2 separate regions of the Homo sapiens genome follow, and region 1 is linked to region 2. A link is an interaction called in ENCODE POLR2A ChIA-PET data of the cell type or tissue named here. Cell type or tissue: OCI-LY7. All regions are shown on one strand. Each heading gives the region's core, and the rest is flanking DNA. Links, peaks and the distances in the headings are about the cores only.

Region 1 (9,603 bases), core at 3,024-8,023, 72 kb after region 2:
CCTGATGGGAACTTTAAGTAAAATAAAAATAGTAAAACATTTGGAGTCCTTACCCTTTCCTACTAATCATAGCCTAGATTTTCATTCCAAGTAAGTTAATAAATTAAGAGGTAGATATTATTTAACTCACAAGTTGAAAATGCAAGTTGCATTTGAAAAGGAGGAAAACGTGGCCTGGTGAAGACATTGTTTCTTTGGTAAATGGCTCTTCATATTTTGGAATTGTAGCTCATTTAGTGAAGTCACAGATCTCTTAGAAATAGATTTTCCTAAAATCCCTATCCTAATAACCTAATAATTACTAGAAGATATATCTTTTTTTTTTTTTTTTTTTTTTTTTTTTTTGAGACAGAGTCTTGCTCTGTCGCCCAGGCTGGAGTGCAGTGGCACAATCTCGGTTGACTGCAACCTCTGCCTCTCAGGTTCAAGTGATTCTCCTGCCTCAGCCTCCCGAGTAGCTGGGATTATAGGCACCTGCCACCACGCTCGGCTAATTTTTGTATTTTTAGTAGAGACGTGTTTCACCATGTTGGCCAGGCTGGTCTCGATCTCCTGACCTCAGGTGATCCACCTGCCTCGGCCTCCCAAAGTGCTGGGATTACAGGCACGAGTCACCGTGCCTGGCTTAGAAGATACACCTTTTGGAAAATGGCCTCCTCATCATGTTGTTTCAAAAAGGCAGACTCTAACCCAGTTAAGACTTCAGGTAAAACTCATGTGGTCCATATGAGGGATGCTTACTAAAGAGCAAATACACCCAAAGGTCAAACAACTGAGCTAAAACACATTGACTTTTCCTTGGCCAACCACTGGTAGGGAACTGTCACAAAATGACCCCAGGCTGCTCAAGGCAATCCCAAAAGGCAGCTTCTAAAAACGAGTTTTCTGCTTCTTCACTTGAAAATGGAAGAGATTTTTTTTTCCATTACACATTACTTGGTACTGTTTATTTTGTACAATGTAGCTTTTTACTACAAAGAAGGGGAAAGTGGCCTATAATTTAATTTGATTTAAATTAAATCTACATAGGACCATCATATAAAAGATACTGGAACAAGTGTGTGAGGGATACAAAGATAAATCAGACCACTATCCTGGCCCCAGCAGAGTTTAAGAATGAGCATTTAAACATTTAGTTAATAAGAAACATGGCTGGGCACAGTGGCTCACATCTGTAATCTCAGCACTTTGGGAGGCCAAGGCAGGCAGATCTTTTGAGGTCAGGAGTTCGAAACTGACTGGCCAACATGGTGAAACCCTGTCTCTATTAAAAATACAAAAAAATTAGCTGGGTGTTGTGGTGCACATCTGTAATGTCAGCTACTTGGGCTGAGGCAGGAGAATCACTTGAACCCAGGAGGCAGAGGCTGCAGTGAACCAAGATTGTGCCACTCCACTCCAGCCTGGACAACAGAGCAAGACTCCGTCTCAAAACAAACAAACAAACAAAAAACAAAAAAGCCTGGGCGCCATGGCTTACACCTATAATCCCAGCACTTTGGGAGGCCAAGGCGGGCAGATCACAAGGTCAAAAGATCGAGACCATCCTGGCCAACGTAGTGAAACCCTGTTTCTACTAAAAATACAAAAATTAGCTGGCCGTGGTGACGTGCGCCTCTAGTCCCAGCTACTTGGGAGGCTGGGACAGGAGAATCGCTTGAACCCGGGAGGCGGAGGTTGCAGTGAGCTGAGATCGTGCCATTGTACTCCAGCCTGGCGACAGAGCAAGACTCTGTCTCAAAAAAAAAAAAAAAAACAATACCAATAAAAGAGCATCCTACCTCACATATGTAATGGTATATTTGAAAATGCAGTAGAAGTTACTGGATCCCTTTTCTCATCTGTATCCAGATTTGCCAGGGAGTATATTCACTACCCTCTTGTCTGGACCTCTCCCTTTTCTTTCCTTCTGCCTGATCTCTGATCAAATTTGACGTCAGTGTTAATTTAGGTATGGAGCCTGCTGGTATTGAAAACTTATGCAAAAGTAACCCTGAAGTCCTTTGCTGTTTATAAACATAAATGTATAATTACCACTATGATGCAGACTGAAGAACTTTCCAAGACTTGATGTAGCTGGGCATGGTGGCACACGCACACGCCTGTAGTCCTAGCTACTTGGGAGGCTGAGGCATGAGGACCACTTGAGTCCAGGAGTTCAAGGCTGCAGTGAGCTGTGATTTATGATTGTGCCACTGCACTCTAGTCTGGGCAAAACAGTGACATCGCATCTAAAAAAAAAAAAAGAAGGAAAAAAAAGACTTGTCAGAGTAATTGCGCCGAATTTACATTTAGCCCATGGTGAATACAGACAACCAGTGACTTCATCACAAAGCCTTCCTGTAAAAGCTAAGATGTTGCTGAGATCTGCTTTCTGGACCCAAACAGATATTTGGAAAAATGGTTTTTGGTAGAGTGTAAGAGCAGTGAGTTTAAGGCTAATTCCAAACTTAATGATTTGCCCTTTTAAAATCAGTTCATCAGCCTGGGCAACACAGTGAGATCGTGTCTCTACAAAAAAATTTAAAAATTAGGCCAGGTATGGTGGCTCACGCCTGGAATCCCAGCACTTTGGGAGGCTGAGGCAGGCAGATTGCTTGAACCCAGGGGTTCAAGACCAGCCTGGGCAATGGTGAAACCCTATCTCTACAAAAATTAGCCAGGTGTGGTGGCTTGCACCTGTAGTCCCAGCTACTCAGGAGGATCTCCTGACCCGGAGGCTCAGTCAAGGCTGCAGTGAGCTGAGATGGAGGCACCACACTCCAGTCTTGGAGACAGAGAGAGATGCTGTCTTAAGAAAAAAAAAATAGCTGGGCATGGTGGTGCATCCCTGTAGCCCCAGCTACTTGTGAGGCTGAGGTGGGACGATTGCTTGAGCCTATGAGGTCAAGGCTGCAGTGAGCCATGATTATGCCACTGCACTCCAGCCTGGGCAACAGAGTGAGACCCTGTCTCAAAAATAAATAAATAACATAAAATAAAATTAGTTCATTCATGTGGGCAAAAGTTTCATAGATCTAGTGGTTAGTTACTTTGTCTGTGTGCTCTTTGATGTCTTGCTATTTGCCAAACAAGATAACCTATTTTCAAAACTGAAAAGGCAGGCTGGGCGCAGATCATTTGAGATCAGGAGTTTGAGACCAGCCTGGCCAACATGGTGAAACCCCTCATCTCTACTAAAAATACAAAAACTTAGCCTGGCGTGGTGGCAGCTGTCTGTAATCCCAGCTACTAAGGAGGCTGAGGCAGGAGAATTGCTTGAACCTGGGAGGCAGAAGTTATAGTGAGCTGAGATCATGCCACTGCTTTCTAGCCTGGATGACAGAGCGAGACTCTGTCAACAACAACAATAAAAAAAAAACAAAAACACACACACACACACCAAAAACTGCAAAGGCAGAGAGGTGGATATGAGCCATGACTCAACCAATAACATGGCAGGGAAGCAGACAATTACCTACAAAAGGAGGCCTGTCTACCTAAACGGAAGAGGTCTGGACCTACCATAGAGGAAGAAAAAGAAAATTGTGGGCATCAACAAAGTGTATGTGTCTTTTGGCAGAATAACAGGTCAATAATGGCTTTATGCTTTGTAGGATGGTATTTAATGCTCTAGAAAGCAAAGAGAATACTCCAAGGTTATGAAGCCGAAATTGGTAGCTAATGTCAGCGTTGAACCTTGAGGCAAATTTCATGGGTGATACTTAAATGTCAGCCCTGTAGTTTCCAAGAACAAGGTCTCCAAGCCAGTCATTAGACATGCATCAAAGTTCTGCTGAGGTGGGGCCTCATCCCGGGCTGCACTTTGGGTAAAGCAGGTTGCCCCAAGTGTGTCAGTGGTTGCTGCACCGTGGGCAGACAGAAATAGAATGTCTGACATTCACTTCAGCCATGCTCATTGGTTTCTATGCAGGTGTTGCCTGCCAAGAAGTAGCAGTAGAACAGCCGCATTGCTTTCATAAAGAATGACAAAATTTCTATGTCTGCAAAATAAATGAGTTATTTGAAACTAAGAACAAGGTCAGCAAAATACAAGTGACACCTCAAGCAAAGAATGAAGTGGGCATTGAAATACCATACCAGAGGCTGGGCGCAGTGGCTCACGCCTGTAATCCCAGCACTCTGGGAGGCCAAGGCGGGTGGATCACCTGAGGTCAGGAGTTTGAGACCAGCCTGGCCAACATGGTGAAACCCCATCTCTATGAGGGGGAAAAAAAATATATACGAGGCCAGGTGTGGTGGCTCATGCCTGTAATCCCAGCACTTTGAGAGGTCAAGGTGGGCGGATCATAAGGTCAGGAGTTCAAGACCAACCTGGTCAACATGGTGAAACCCAGTCTCTACTCAAAATACAAAAAGTAGCTGGGGGTGGTGGCAGGCGCTGGTAATCCCAGCTACTCGGTAGACTGAGGCAGGAGAATCGCTTGCCCCGGGAGGTGGAGGTTGCAGTGAGCCGAGATCTCGCCACTGCACTCCAGCCTGGGCGACAGGGCTAGACTCCGTCTGAAAAATACAAAAACAAAAACGAAAAAAAAAAATACAAAAATTAGCCAGACGTGGTGGTGGGCACCTGTAATCCCGGCTACTCAGGAGGCTGAGGCAGGAGAATCGCTTGAACCCGGGAGGCGGAGGTTGCAGTGAGCTGGTATGTGCCACTGCACTCCAGCCTGGGTGACAGAGCAAGGCTCCGTCTCAAAAAAAAAAAAAAAAAAAGAAATACCATACCAGGCTGGTATGAAAAGGTGCTGAACACAAACCAGGCCTTTCAGTCTAGGCATGTCAGTACCCACTGATTTTTGTTCATCTATACCTGTGTAATCAGTGATTCTTGGAATCTTAAAATATTGGAGTTGTAAGGAACCCTAGAGGTCTTAAGAAAATAATGATGATTTACATTTACTGAGGGTTCACTATATGCCAGGCATAAGGAAGTCTTTTACTTGTATTATCAGTTTTACTTGTATAGCCTCATTTGATCTCTTCCATAATCTCTAAAGAAGGGGCTAGGATTCCTATTTTGTCAATAAGAAAACAGACTTAAAAGACAACAGGGAACTCACACAAGGTCATACAGTTCATGCATGGCAGAGCTGGCTCACATACCTACGTCAGTCTGAGGCGAGTTTGCATTTTTTTTTTTTTTTTTTTCTGAGACGGAGTCTTGCTCCATCGCCCAGGCTGGAGTGCACTGGCACGATCTCGGCTCACTGCAAGCTCCGCCTCCCGGGTTCACGCCATTCTCCTGCCTCAGCCTCCAGAGTAGCTGAGACTACAGGCGCCCGCCACCATGCCTGGCTAATTTTTTTGTATTTTTAGTAGAGATGGGGTTTCACCGTGTTAGCCAGGATGGTCTTTATCTGCTGACCTCGTGATCCGCCTGCCTCGGCCTCCCAAAGTGCTGGGATTACAGGCGTGAGCCACCGCACCCGGCCGAGTTTGCATTTTTTAACTACCAGCTCCTTAGAGGGCCAAGGGATTCTCAGAAAAAGGTATGTCCATCGACATTCTGACCAGGTCCCCAGGAGTTCGCTAACTCACAGTTCAGTGAAAATGACCAAAGGATGCATTGAAAATCATGGAATCTACACCCTGAATTTTAGCTATACGGAGTGTAATATGCAATTATAAAATGTATTGGTGGGTTCTATTTTGGCCTCTAGCTCCCACATCACTAAGGAACTTGCTGTAACCCTTAACCCAGGTGGCTAAGGGCACAGTGTGGATCCCAGCTGCTCTGCTGTCCCTTGAACTGTTTTTTCTCCAGGGCATCTTCTTGTGTTTCAAGTTTCAATCATGTTGTGAATTTTAAAAAATTACCAGGCTAGGCATGGTGGCTCAGGCCTGTAATCCCAGCACTGTGGGTGGCTGAGGTGGAAGAATCACTTCAGCCCACGAGTTCAAGACCAGCCTGGGCAACATAGTGAGACCCCATCTCTAAAAAAAAAATAAATTAAAAAATATTAGCCAGGCGCCAGGCATGGTGGCTCATGCCTGTAATCCCAGCACTTTGGGGAGGCCGAGGCATGTGGATCACCTGAGGTTGGGAGTTTGAGACCAGCCTGACCAACACGGGGAAACCACATCTCTACTAAAAATACAGAATTAGCCGGGCGTGGTGGTGCATGCCTGTAATCCCAGCCACTCGGGAGGCTGAGGCAGGAGAATCGCTTTAACCTGGAAGGCAGAGGTTGTGGTGAGCTGAGATCACACCATTGCACTCCAGCCTGGGCAATAATAGTAAAACTCCATCTCAAAAAAAAAAAAGAATTAACCAGGCATGGTGGCACGCACCTGTAGTCCCAGCTACTGGGGAGAGGGAGTGGCAAGGGTCTAGGATGCAAGGATCATTTGAGCCCGGGAAGTCGAGGCTATAGTGAGCCATGTTTTTGCCACTGCACTCTAGCCTGGGTGACAGACTGAGATCCAGTCTCAAAAAATAAAACAAAATAAGACAAATCAATTCACAGACAACACTTACTGAGACTCTGATTTAATTGGTCTGAAGGGGAGCCCAGGAATCAGTATTTTTTAAAAATGTATAGATAACCTCTGGTGTAAACTTTTGCTTATTGGCCTGATGAATGTCTTTGTATTGCTCTTTCCTACCTGAGAGCTTTTTTTTCCCTTCTTCTTTTTTTTTTTTTTTCTTTTGAGACAGAGTCTTGCTCTGTTTCCCAGGCTGGAGTGCAGTGGTGCGGTCTCAGCTCACTGCAACTTCTGCCTCCCGAGTTCAAGTGACTCTCCTGCCTCAGCCTCCCAAGTAGCTGAGACTACAGGCATGCACCACCACACCCAGCTAATTTTTGTATTTTTAGTAGAGATGGGGTTTCACCATGTTGGCCAGGCTGGTCTTGAACTCCTGACTTCAGGTGAACCGCCTACCTTGGTCTCCCAGAGTGCTGGGATTGCAGGTGTAAGCCACTGCATCTGGCCTCAGAGAGCATAATCTGTATTCCCTAGCAGCTGTTTTTACTATTGTTTTTCTTATAGTCTTCAAAGATGTATTGGGCTTTGAAAACCTTTTGGCTCCTAGGAAGAAGCTATTTCTGCTTGGTGGAGTCCTGTCTGAAAGTGAATTCTCTGTTTACACTGCCCCATTCATATCCTGTCCCATGAACTACAGCTACAGATCCTCTTTGTAACACTGCTCAGAATAGAAAGTTTAATTACTCTACCCCTAAAATTTTGCAGATTGCAAGAGGCTATAAGCTACTGGTATAGCCTAGAGATCAAGGGATCTTGTGTGGTGTTATGACAACTACTTCTATTTATATGTGATGTTCACTTTAAATATACACAGACATATCTGTACGTTAGTTGAAGGGGGTCTCAAAAATCTCATCTGACCTTTAATTAGACTCCAATAAGAAGTGGTTAAGACATTGACGTATGGGCCAGGCGTCTCAAAAAAAAAATGGAAAAAAATATTTAAAAAGAAAAAAAAAAGGAAAAAGAATAATATTTTTTTTAAAAAGGCCAGGCATGGTGGCTCACGCCTGTAATCCCAGCACTTTGGGAGGCTGAGGCGGGTGGATCATGAGGTCAGGAGATCAAGACCATCCTGGCCAACATGGTGAAACCCTGTCTCTACTAAAATACAAAAAATTAGCTGGGTGTGGTGGCACATGCCTGTAGTCCCAGCTACTCGGGAGGCTGAGGCAGGGGAATCACTTGAACCCAGGAGGTGGAGGTTGTAATGAGCCGAGATCGTGCCACTGCACTCCAACCTGGTGACAGAGCAAGACTCCATCTCAAAAAAAAAAAAAAAAAAAAAATGCCGGGCGTGGTGACTCACGTCTGTAATCCCAGCATTTTGGGAGGCTGAGGAAGGTGGATCACGAGGTCAGGAGATCGAGACCATCCTGGCTAACACAGTGAAACCCCGTCTCTACTAAAAATACAAAAAATTAGCCGGGCATGGTGGCTCCCACTTGTAGTCCCAGCTACTTGAGAGGCTGAGGCAGGAGAATCTCTTGAACCCAGGAGGTAGAGGTTGCAGTGAACTGAGACTGCGCCACTGCACTCCAGCCTGGGTGACAGAGCAAGACTCCATCTCAAAAAAAAAAAAAAAGATAAAAAAAAAAGAGAGAGATTGATGTATGGCAAAACCAAGGCTGGGAGTTCAGGCCCCACAGAATACCCAGGTCTAGAACTCCTGTCTTTGGAAGCTAATTCTCTTTTGTCCTCACCCCCCTGCCTCACTTAACGATATCTTTCACGGCCTTTCCTCTTCATTCGCACTACCATCTTCCTAGTTCAAGTCATAATGTTAATTCCTAAATTACTGCACTAGCCAGAGAAGGAGGAAAAAAACTGTAAGAAACCACATCAAAATGTCATCTGTGGTTGGTAGACATCTGATTTTAATTTTTTTATATCTGCTTTTCTGACATTTATACATTTTACATAATAAACAAGTTTTATTTTCCTAAAGGAAAAACACACATCATTACTGGCATAGCCTTCACCCTGGTATCTGAGCGCATGTCCATTGTACAACCTATCTGTGCCTAGCTATCAGAGTTGCCTTTCTAAAATGTGTTCTCCAGGCTCCTCTGAAACCCTCAGGGTGTCCTGGAATTTCAAAGTCATAACCCAGACCCACCCTTCCGCCTATCCCCTTATCTCCAACCACACCCAACCCAACCCTCTCTGCTTGGCAGGCCAGCATCCTCCTTGTCCTAGGACCAGGGGAGCTCCATTCAGCTCCTTCGCAGCTACTCTCCTCTATACAGAGAACCCCATACTCTTTGTCCTTTCCTCTTTATCTCTCCAGATGTTATCCTTTGAAGCTCAGCTAGTCTGTGGCCAGACCACCCTGATCACTCCCGATCTCATCTGAAGCTCACCTCAACTCCTTCCTTCTCCAGGTCACCTTTGTCACCTTTTTTAATCTGCATCGGGAATGGCAAACAGGTTTCGTTTTATGTAAACCAAGTCCATGCCATTGACAATGGTTGCATAGAGAATTCTATTTTATTTATTTATTCCAGAGTCTTACTCTGTCACCCAGGCTGGAGCGCACTGCCGCGATCATGGCTCACTGTAGCTTCTACCTCCAGGGCTCAAACAGTCCTCCTGCCTCAATTTCTGAGTAGCTGGGACTACACGCATGCACCCCCATGCCCAGCTAATTTTGTTTGCTTTTTGTAGAGACAGGTCTCACTATGTTGCCCAAGCTGGTCCCCAACTCCTGGGCTCCAAGGATCCTCCCACTTCAGCCTCCCAAGGTGCTAGGGTGGCAGGTGTGAGCCACCGTGCCTCGCCTTGCATGGAGAATTCTGAAAGCCTGCCCATGTTCAAAGGAAAAAGAGTCCTGTGATCATAGTGGTTTTTGCCATAGGCAAAAGAAGGAAAAGTGACAGAATGAATGTGACATATTTTTCATCCAGATTATAATAATTATTTTAGACCTGTGATGTCCAGTACGGAAGTCCCTAGCCACACATGGCTATTTAAATTCAGATTAAAAAGAAGAAAAATAGGGCTGGACGCGGTGCTTCACGCCTGTAATCCCAGCACTTTGGGAGGCCGAGACGGGTGGATCACAGGTCAGGAGTTCAAGACCAGCCTGGCCAATATAGTGAAACCCTATCTCTACTA
Region 2 (9,603 bases), core at 1,873-6,872:
AACATACTTAATATTTACATAGTGTATTAGTCTGTTTTCATGCTGCTGATAAAAACATACCCGAGACTGGGAAGAAAAAGGTTTAATTGGACTTAACAGTTCCCCATGGCTGGGGAGTTCTCTCATAATCATGGGGGAGGGTGAAAGGCACTTCTTACATGGCAGCAGCAAGAGAGAATGAGGAAGAAGTGAAAGCAGAAACCCCTCATAAACCCCTCAGATCTGGTGACACTTATTCACTATCACGAGAATAGTCTGGAAAAGACCGGCCCCCATGATTCAATTACCTCCCCCCTGGGTTCCTCCCACACCACATGGGAATTCTGGGAGATACAATTCAAGTTGAGATTTGAATGGGAACACAGCCAAACCATGTCACATAGCATGTGTTATGTGCTTGGTCCTGTTCTTTTTTTTTTTTTTTTTTTTTGAGATGGAGTCTCACTCTGTCGCCCCAGGCTGGAGTGCAGTGGCGCGATCTCGGCTCACTGCAAGCTCCACCGCCCGGGTTCACGCCATTTGCTGGCCTCAGCCTCCTGAGTAGCTGGGACTACAGGCACCCGCCACCGAGCCTGGCTAATTTTTTGTATTTTTAGTAGAGACGGAGTTTCACCGTGGTCTCCATCTCCTGACCTTGTGATCTGCCTGCCTCGGCCTCCCAAAGTGCTGGGATTACAGGCATGAGCCACCGCGCCTGGCCGTGCTTGGTCCCGTTCTAAACACTTTACGAAGATGAACTCATTGAATCTGCATAAGAAAACTATGAAGTACTTACAATTATGATCCCCATACACAGAAGACCTAGGCACAGAAAGGTTAAATAACTTGCCTAGGGTTATGTAGCTAGTAAGGGCAGAACTCGGAGTTGAACCCAGGTGATTTGGCTCTAGAATTAGAGATGATTCTTAAATGAGGTTTTTTTGTTTGTTTGTTTGTTTGTTTTTATTTTGAGACAGAGTTTCACTTTTGGCACCCAGGCTGGAGTGCAGTGGCGTGATCTCGGGTCACTGCAACCTCCGCCTCCCGGTTCAAGCAATTCTCCTGCCTCAGCCTCCTGAATAGCTGGGATTACAGGCATGCGGCACCACACCCGGCTAATTTTGTATTTTTAGTAGAGACAGTTTCTCCATGTTGGTCAGGCTGGTCTTGAACTCCTGACCTCAGGTGATCTGCCCTCCTCAGCCTCCCAAAATGCTGGGATTACAGGTGTGAGCCACAGCGCCTGGCTTGAATGAGCCTTAAATGAGATCCAGAGATATGAAAAGCAGGTAGTTAGTTACCATTTGGAGAGGGATTCCGGAACCTAGAGAGAGATGAGGCTGAAGAGGCGGGAAGAAACCAGATGGCAAGGACTTTGTCTCATGCGCAAAGCATATAATTTATAGAAAGCAGAGAAAAATGGAAGCTAAAAAAGAAGAAAAAGGTCATGGCTGGGCGCAGTGACTCACGCCTGTAATCCCAGCACTTTGGGAGGCTGAGTCGGGCAGATCACTTGAGGTCAGGAGTTCGAGACCAGCCTGGCCAACATGGTGAAACCCTGTCTCTACTAAAAATACAAAAATTAGCCGGGCGTGGTGGCGGGTGCCTGTAATCCCACTTACTCTAGAGGCTGAGGCACAAGAATCACTTGAACCTGGGAGGCGGAGGTTACCGTGAGCCAAGATTGTGGCACTGCACTCCAATGTGGGCCATAGAGTGAGTCTCAGTCTCAAAAAAAAAAAACCAATAAAAATAAAAATAAAAAATTAGCAGGCCAGGCATGGTGGCTCATACCTGTAATCCCAGCACTTTGGGAGGCTGAGGTGGGTGAATCACGGTCGGGAGTTTAAGACCAGCCTGGTCAACATGGCTAAACCCCATTTCTACTAAAAATACAAAAAAATAGCTGGACGTGGTGGTGGGCACCTATAATCCCAGCTACTCAGGAGGCTGAGGCAGGAGAATCACTTGAACCCGGTAGGCGGAGCTGCAGTGAGCTGAGATCATGCCACCGCACTCCAGCCTGGGCGACAAGAGTGAAACTCTATCAAATAAATAAATAAATAAATAAATAAAAGAAGAGGTATGGAGACATAGCCAAACACTGCAGAGAGCTCACATGTTTCGTGTCATCTCGTTTTTCCAAATCAGCAATGACAGCAGGATGAGTGGGCCAACTCTAAGGAATGTACATATAAGATTTAACTTCATTCATTGGTTCCATGTTTGTGGGATTTCTGCTATTTACATTTACTTCACAACATGTGCTCACCCAGAGTGTGCCTTTCATGCCAGAATTTTAGGATTGTACTTGCCTTACTAACACCAACTTGAGCAGAATGATATTATCACAGTCAAAATGGTTATTGCTGCAACAGTCTCTAAGTTCAGGATTTGCAGTTTGTCCAGCATCATCAAGCCTAGTTGACAGGATAGAAAAAGAGTTCCAAGTCTAAGCTTGTTTCACTCTCATTGACAAAAGAAAGGGCTTTTTATTGCTATTTCGTACTTGGTCTTAATACTCGATATGGATTGGGCCCCTGAGCAGAGGCAGTTGTTTCTTTGCTACCAGGTTGGTAATTTAGAGCCTGCCCATTTTGGAAAATAAATTAATCTCCAAGTCTGCCTTCCCCTCAAATGATAATGCTCTGCTTATTATATCAGTGAGCATTTACTGGAGCAACTACTTGGTACCTATTGGTCGCTCTGCTGAGTTCTGGGGAGTTGTAGGTGAACAGGACACTCTTCCTGCCCTCAGATGCTCACACTCATGTGGGGACAACTCACTTGTGTCCAACTCACTGTACTATAACATGGCATGTGATATTGAACAGGGAGCCCACAGGAGGGACAGTTGGGGAAGAAGGGTGATCTTTTAGCTAGATTTTTTTTTTCTGAGATATAATTAGCGTACTGCGAAATTCACCATTTTAAATTAGAAAATTCACCTTTTTTTTTTGGAGATGGAGTTTCGCTCTGTTGCCCAGGCTGGAGTGCAGTGGTGTGATCTCAGCTCACTGCAACCTCCACCTCCCTGGTTTAAGCAATTCTGCCTCAGCCTGCTGAGTAGCTGGGTCTATAGGTGTAGGCTGCCATGCCTGGCCAATTTTTTGTATTTTAGTAGAGATGAAGTTTCACCATGTTGCCCAGGCTGGTCTTCAACTCTTGAACACAGGCAATCTTTCCGCCTCAACCTCCCAAAGTGCTAGGATTACAGGCACGAGACACCGCGCCTGGCTGAAAATTCGCCATTTTAAAGTAGAAAATGCAGTGGCTTTTAGTAATTCACAAAGTTGTGCAACCACCACCATGATCTATTCCAGAATATTTTCTTTTCTTTTTCTTATTTTACTTTGAGACATGGTCTCACTCTGTGGCCCAGGCTAGAGTGCAGTGATGTGACCGCAGCTCTCTGCAGCCCCGATCTCCCAGGCTCAAGCAATCCTCCCAATGCAGCCTCCTGAATAGCTAGAATTAGAGGCGTGTGCCACCATACCTGGATAATTTTAAAATTTTTTGTAGAGATGGAGTCCCACTGTGTTGTACAGGCTGGTCTCAAACTCCTGGGCTCAAGTGATCCTCCTGCCACAGCCTCTTAAAGTGCTGGGATTACAGGCATGAATCACCATGCTCCGCCCTATTCCAGAATATTTTCATTATCCCAGAAAGAAAGTCCAAACCTATTAAGCAATCACTTCTCATTTCTCTCTCTCCCATCCCCTGGCAACCAGTAATCAACTTTTTGACTATAGATTTGCCTGTCTGGACATCTCACATAAATAGAACCATACGATATGTGGCCTCTCATGTCTGGCTTATTTCTCTTAGCATATATGTTTTCAGGATCCATCCATGTTGTGGCATCTATCAATACTTCATTCCTTTTTATGGCTGAGTAATATAATAGTCCATTGTACGGACATACCAGATTTTGTTCATCCATTCATCAGTTGATGGATGTTTGGGTTCAGCTGGACTTTGAATAAATAGATTTTTGCACAGCGTAGAAGAGATGTTGTGATTTACGGAAGATAAAACACATCATTTTAAAGTAACACATATGTTTGCGGGCTTTTTTTCTGACAGGGTCTTGCTCAGTTGCCCAGGCTGGAGTAGAGTGACACAATAATAGTTCACTGCAGCCTCGATCTCCTGGTCTCAAGTGATCCTCCCACCTCAGCCTCTCCACGCCTGGCTAACTTATTTTTGTTTTTGTTTTTAGTAGAGAGGAGGTGTCACTGTGTTGCTCAGGCTTGTAACACATGTTCATGTTAGTACTTACATCTCAGTACTTACTGAATGCCATGCACATTTCAAGTCCTTTACAAATAGTAACTTCCTCAGTCCTCATCACAACCCTACTAGATGGCAAATGAGGCACAAAGAGGTAAAGCAATTTGCCCAGGTTGCCAGCCAGCAAGTGGAGAGCCAGAGACCAAATCCAGGCAGTGTGGCTTCAGAGTTCATCTCTCAACCACCAAGCTGTGCTGCAGAGCAGGGGCTTGGGGCCAGGCGGGCCGTCGGTGAAACTGTCCAGGTGGGGCTAAAGGGCAAAGAGGGTGCAGGAGAGAGTGATGGATGAGGCCAGAGATTGTGTGTCCTCTGCTGTCAGTAGCTGTCCATCTGGAAGACAGATCTGACCATGTCATTCACTTGTTAAAAACTGCCACTAGTCCACCGTTTTTCTTTTCTTTTTTTTCTTACCGAGACCACATTTCCCAGAAGTTCCCTGATTCTCTACAGTAGTTTCTCGGTAACAATCATTTCCCTACTACCTTTTCAATTTCCCCATATCTATATATCACCTACATCATCATTTAATATTTTTCTTTTTCTTTCTTTCTTTCTTTTTTGTTTTTTTTTTGAGATGACGTCTCACTGTGTCACCCAGGCTGGAGTGCAGTAACGTGATCTTGGCTCACTGCAACCTCTACCTCCTGGGTTTAAGAGACTCTCCTGCCTCAGCCTCCTGAGTAGCTGGGATTGCAGGCGTGCACCACCACACCCGGCTGTTTTTTTTTTTTTAAGTAGAGAAAGGCTTTCACCGTGGTGGCCAGGCTGGTCTCGAATTCCTGACCTCAAGTGATCCGCCTGCCTCAGCCTCCCAAAGTGCTGGGTAATATTTTTCTTTAAATCAACTCACTTTTGTTTTACTAAAATCCATTTACTTAAAGTGGAACACTATCTCATTTCTTAAATGGAAAACCCGTATTTTTCTTTCTTTTTTTTTAAGATGGAGTCTCGCTCCCCTTGCTCAGGCTGGAGTGCAGTGGTGCGATCTGGGCTCACTGCAACCTCCACCTCTCGGGTTCAAGTGATTCTCCTTCCTCAGCCTCCCAAGTAGCTGGGATTACAAGTGTGTGCCACCTCGCCTGGCTAATTTTTGTATTTTTAGTAGAGACGGGGTTTCACCATGTTGGCCAGGCTGGTCTCAAACTCCTAACCTCAGGTGATCTGCCCGCCTTGGCCTCTCAAAGTGCTAAGATTACAGGCGTGAGCCACCGTGCCCGGCCGAAGACCAGTATTTTTCTAATATGCATATAAATTATCCAAACCTTGAAAATGAAATGCCTCCACTCATTTGCCACCTAAAAGCAGCAGTGTGTGGTATACATATGGAGAAATCAGGGCTTACAGAATGAGGTTTGAACACTATACTAGGCCCTTCAAAACTGGGGTTCAGTCTGTGCTCCAGCCCCAGAGCTGGCTCATGCACTTTTGTAAGAGCCATGTGGCGCGCCGGGCAGAGTGGTTCACGCCTGTAATCCCAGCACTTTGGGAGGCCAAGGCGGGCAGATCACCTGAGGTCAGGAGTTGAAGACCAGCCTGGCCAATATGGTGAAACCCCGTCTCTACTAAAAATACAAAAAAATTAGCTGGGCGCGGTGGCGGGTGCCTGTAATCCCAGCTACTTGGGGGCCTGAGGCAGGAGAATTGCTTAAACCTGGGAGGCGGAGGTTGCAGTGAGCCAAGATTGCGCCATTGCACTCCCGTCGGGGCAACAAGAGCGAAACTCCTTAACAACCACGACAACAACAACAACAAAAGACCAGGTGCGGTGGCTCAAGTCTGTAATCCCAGCACTTTGGGAGGCTGAGGTGGGTGGATCACGAGGTCAGGAGTTCGAGGCCAGCCTGGCCAATATGGTGAAACCCCGTCTCTACTAAAAATACAAAAATTAGTCAGGCGTGGTGGTGTGCACTTGTAGTCCCAGCAACTCAGGAGGCTGAGGCAGGAGAATTGCTTGAACCCCGGAGGCAGAGGTTGCAGTGAGCTGAGATTGCACCACTGTACTCCAGCCTGGGCGACAGAGCGAGACTCCGTCTCAACAACAACAACAACAACAAAGAGCCATGTGGCAATCGTGAAATGTGTCTTTCTCATTCCTGGACTGGACTCATCATGCTTATTTTTTTTTATTTTTTATTTTTTAGAGAGACAAGGTCTTGCTTTGTTGTCCAGGCTGGAGTACAGTGGCACAATCACCACTCACTGCAGCCTTTAACTCCCAGGCTCAAGCAATCCTCCCTCCTCAGCCTCCCAAGTAGCTGAGACTACAGGCAGGTACCACCATGCCTGGCTAATTTTTAAAACAATTTTTTAGACATGGAGTTTTGCTATGTTGCCCAGGCTGGTTTTAAACTCCTGGCTTCAAGGGATCCTCCTGCCTTAGCCTCCCAAAGTGTTGGGATTACAGGTGTGAGCCTCCACACCCAGCCCATCATGCTTTTTCATTGCAGCATGTTGTTACTCTGTCTTTCCTCCTTTCCATCCATCCTTTGCTAGGACCAGCTCAAATAACTTCTCTTAAAGCATCTCAGATCTTCTGGATCCCTCCAGAACTTGGCTCTGCCAGGTCCTGTGTAATATTACAGACACTTGTTTAGTTTGTCCCTACCAGACTGTGAGGTGTCTCAAGGTTGGGGACATTATTTGTTGAATGGATAAATGGTTGGTTAGGGCCAAAGGGTGAAGACCTTGAATGTGATGGTAGGTGTTATGGATCGCAGCATTCCCAAAACATGTTTTGAAATGAACATGATCAGTGCTGTTTTTCACTATGCTGGGTGTGGTTGGTTGTGTGGAGACTGAATGAAGGAATGAGATCCTGGAGTCAGGGACAGGAACATAAAATCAGCACTGATTGAAATGCCTGGTGCCGGCTGGGAGTGTGGCTCACGCCTGTAATCCCAGAATTTTGGGAGGCCGAGGCAGGCAGATTACTTGAGCTCAGGAGCTCGAGACCAGCCTGGGCAACATGGTGAAACCCCGTCTCTACAAAAAATACAAAAATTAGCTGGGTGTGGTGGTGTGCTCCTGTCATCCCAGCTACTTGTGAGGCTGAGGTGGGAGTAGCACTTGAGCCTGGAGGTCGAGGCTGCAGTGAGCCAAGGTCATGCCATTGCACTCAAGCCTGGGTGACAGGATGAGACCCTATCTCAAAAAAAAGAGAGAGAGAGGGAGAGAGAGGAGAGAAGAGGAGAGGAGGGGAGGGGAAAGGAGAGGAGGGAGGAGAGGAGAAGAAGCCTAGTGCCAAAGAGGAGTCACTAAATCTAAAAATATATGTACATTATAACTCAGTGATTCCACTCCTAGGTTATATACTCAACAGAAATTTATACATATGTTCACCAAAGGAAAAGTTTAACAATGCCCTTAATAGCACCATTAAAAATATCCCCATACTGGAAGCAACTCAGATATCCATTAATAGTAGATGAATTAAAAAATTGTGGCTTATTCATTGAATGGGATACTACATAAAATGAGAACAAACAACTATTATGGTATGCAAAAATGTGCTTAAAGCCACAAACCCATGTTCAGTGAAAGAAGCTAACAGGGTGTATCCTGCAAAATCTCTTTTATATAAAGTTCAAAAACAGACAAAATGAATCTAGTGTTAGAAATCAGGAGAGCAGTCAACCTTTGGTGGGCGATGACTATATGTAGGACTTCTGGGGTGCTGACTATATAAGTACTATGTTCAGTTTGTTAAAGTTGACTGAGGAGTACTCTTCAAAAAAAATTTTTTTTTAAAGATGGGATCTGACTATATTGCTCAGGCCAGCCTTGAACTCCTGGGCTCAAGCAATCACATGCTTCAGCCTCCCAAAGTGCTGGGATTACAGGCATGGTGGACCATCACACCTGGCCTGGGGTACTCTCTTAACTTGTGAATTTTCTATTTATATATGATACTTCAGTGAAAAGTTTATATTTTAAAAAATGGGAAGAAAAGTGATTTGCAAAAATAAAAACTTTTCCTGTTTCAGGAAGAAATAAAGAGCTGACTTAATAAAAAAATAAACAGAGAAATAAACAATGAATCTAAGATTCTGAGCTGCTTCTCTCAATTGCCCATTTGGCTAGTTGTCTTGAGATTTATGATATTCCTTTTTTTTTTTTTTTTTTTAAACGGATTCTCACTCTGTCGCCAGGCTGGAGTGCAGTGGTGTGATCTCAGCTCACTGCAACCTCCGCCTCCTGAGTTCAAGTCATTTTCCTGCCTCAGCCTCCCAAGTAGCTGGGACTACAGGCGTGCGCCACCATGCCCAGCTAATTTTTGTATTTTTAGTAGAGACGGGGTTTCACCATGTTGGCCAGGATGGTCTCGATATCTTGACCTCATGATCTGCCCGCCTCGGCCTCCCAAAGTGCTGGGATTACAGGCGTGAGCGACCGCGCCCGGCCGATATTCTACGTTTTGGCTCTAAAAGTAATAACTACTAACAATTGCATTTTGTTTTATAACATTCAAACCATATGGAGTCATTCTGTTTCCTCTTTAGAACATCTCTATGAGGTTCATTAATTATTCCCAGTCTCCATAGGAGAAAAATGGAAGGTACAGTGAAGTATCTTTTTTTTTTCTTTTTCTTTTTCTCGATGGAGTCTTGCTCTGTCACCCAGGCTGGAGTGCAGTGGTGCAGTGGTACAATCTCCACTCACTGCAACCTCCACCTCCCGGGCTCAAGCGATTCTCCTGCCTCAGCCCCTGAGTAGCTGGGATTACAGGTGCCGACCACCACACTTGGCTAATTTTTCTATTTTTAGTAGAGACAGAGTTTCACCATGTTGGCCAGGCTGGTTTCAAACTCCTAACCTCAAGCTCTCCACCCACATTGGCCTCCCAAAGTGCTGGGGTTACAGGCGTGAGCCACCACGCCCGACCCAGAGAGATTTCTTAATTTCCCCTAAATTGAAGGGCTAGTAAGTGGCTGAACTGAAACAATTTCCTTTAAGGCCTGTTCTTTTCACCACAACTTGGGGCCACCTGGGGTTGGCAGTTGGACTCGTAGTTTCCAGGAACAGAGAGCAGAGGAAGGAGGCCAGTGCGGGAAGAGTGGCAAACAGTATACATGATAAATCCACAATGGAAGCCTTGTAACTAATTACGTCAAGCCAACAAACAAGCAAGCGAAGCTTTTTTGGCATGCCAGTTTAAATCCATTGTTCTTTTGCTGCTTTTCTGCTTAAATAATTAAGGCTCTTAAGTACAAATTAACCTCAAGCTAACAAAAAGAGAATGCCATTGACTTGATTGAGATGTCATTGAAATCTTTTCCGTTGCGTTCAGGTAGTTTTCTGCACACATGAACTTTCCATGAGTGGTCATGGAAT

Evidence for each region. ChIA-PET counts read pairs that join two places held together with the same protein. Peaks named below come from ENCODE experiments on the same cell type or tissue, not always from the same donor. Only the 100,000 strongest peaks of a DNase experiment are listed, where the experiment ranks them.
Region 1: POLR2A ChIA-PET joins it to region 2 with 5 read pairs; 4 of 35 experiments call an interaction of 5 or more read pairs at or near these places.

What each region holds. Positions count from the first base shown.
Region 1 is chr4:40,530,482-40,540,084 of GRCh38, reverse strand. The region is part of intron 2 of RBM47 (RNA binding motif protein 47); the gene reads left to right. Among named protein-coding and RNA genes, the nearest start is that of MIR4802, 33 kb to the right of the region's middle. In OCI-LY7, for the core only: no CTCF peak of the experiment used is centred there; DNase peaks (open chromatin) are centred at 3,834 and 5,104; H3K4me3 peaks cover 2,022 bases; H3K27ac peaks cover 3,278 bases.
Region 2 is chr4:40,601,438-40,611,040 of GRCh38, reverse strand. The region is part of intron 1 of RBM47 (RNA binding motif protein 47); the gene reads left to right. Among named protein-coding and RNA genes, the nearest start is that of RBM47, 24 kb to the left of the region's middle. In OCI-LY7, for the core only: a CTCF peak has its summit at 4,451; no DNase peak of the experiment used is centred there.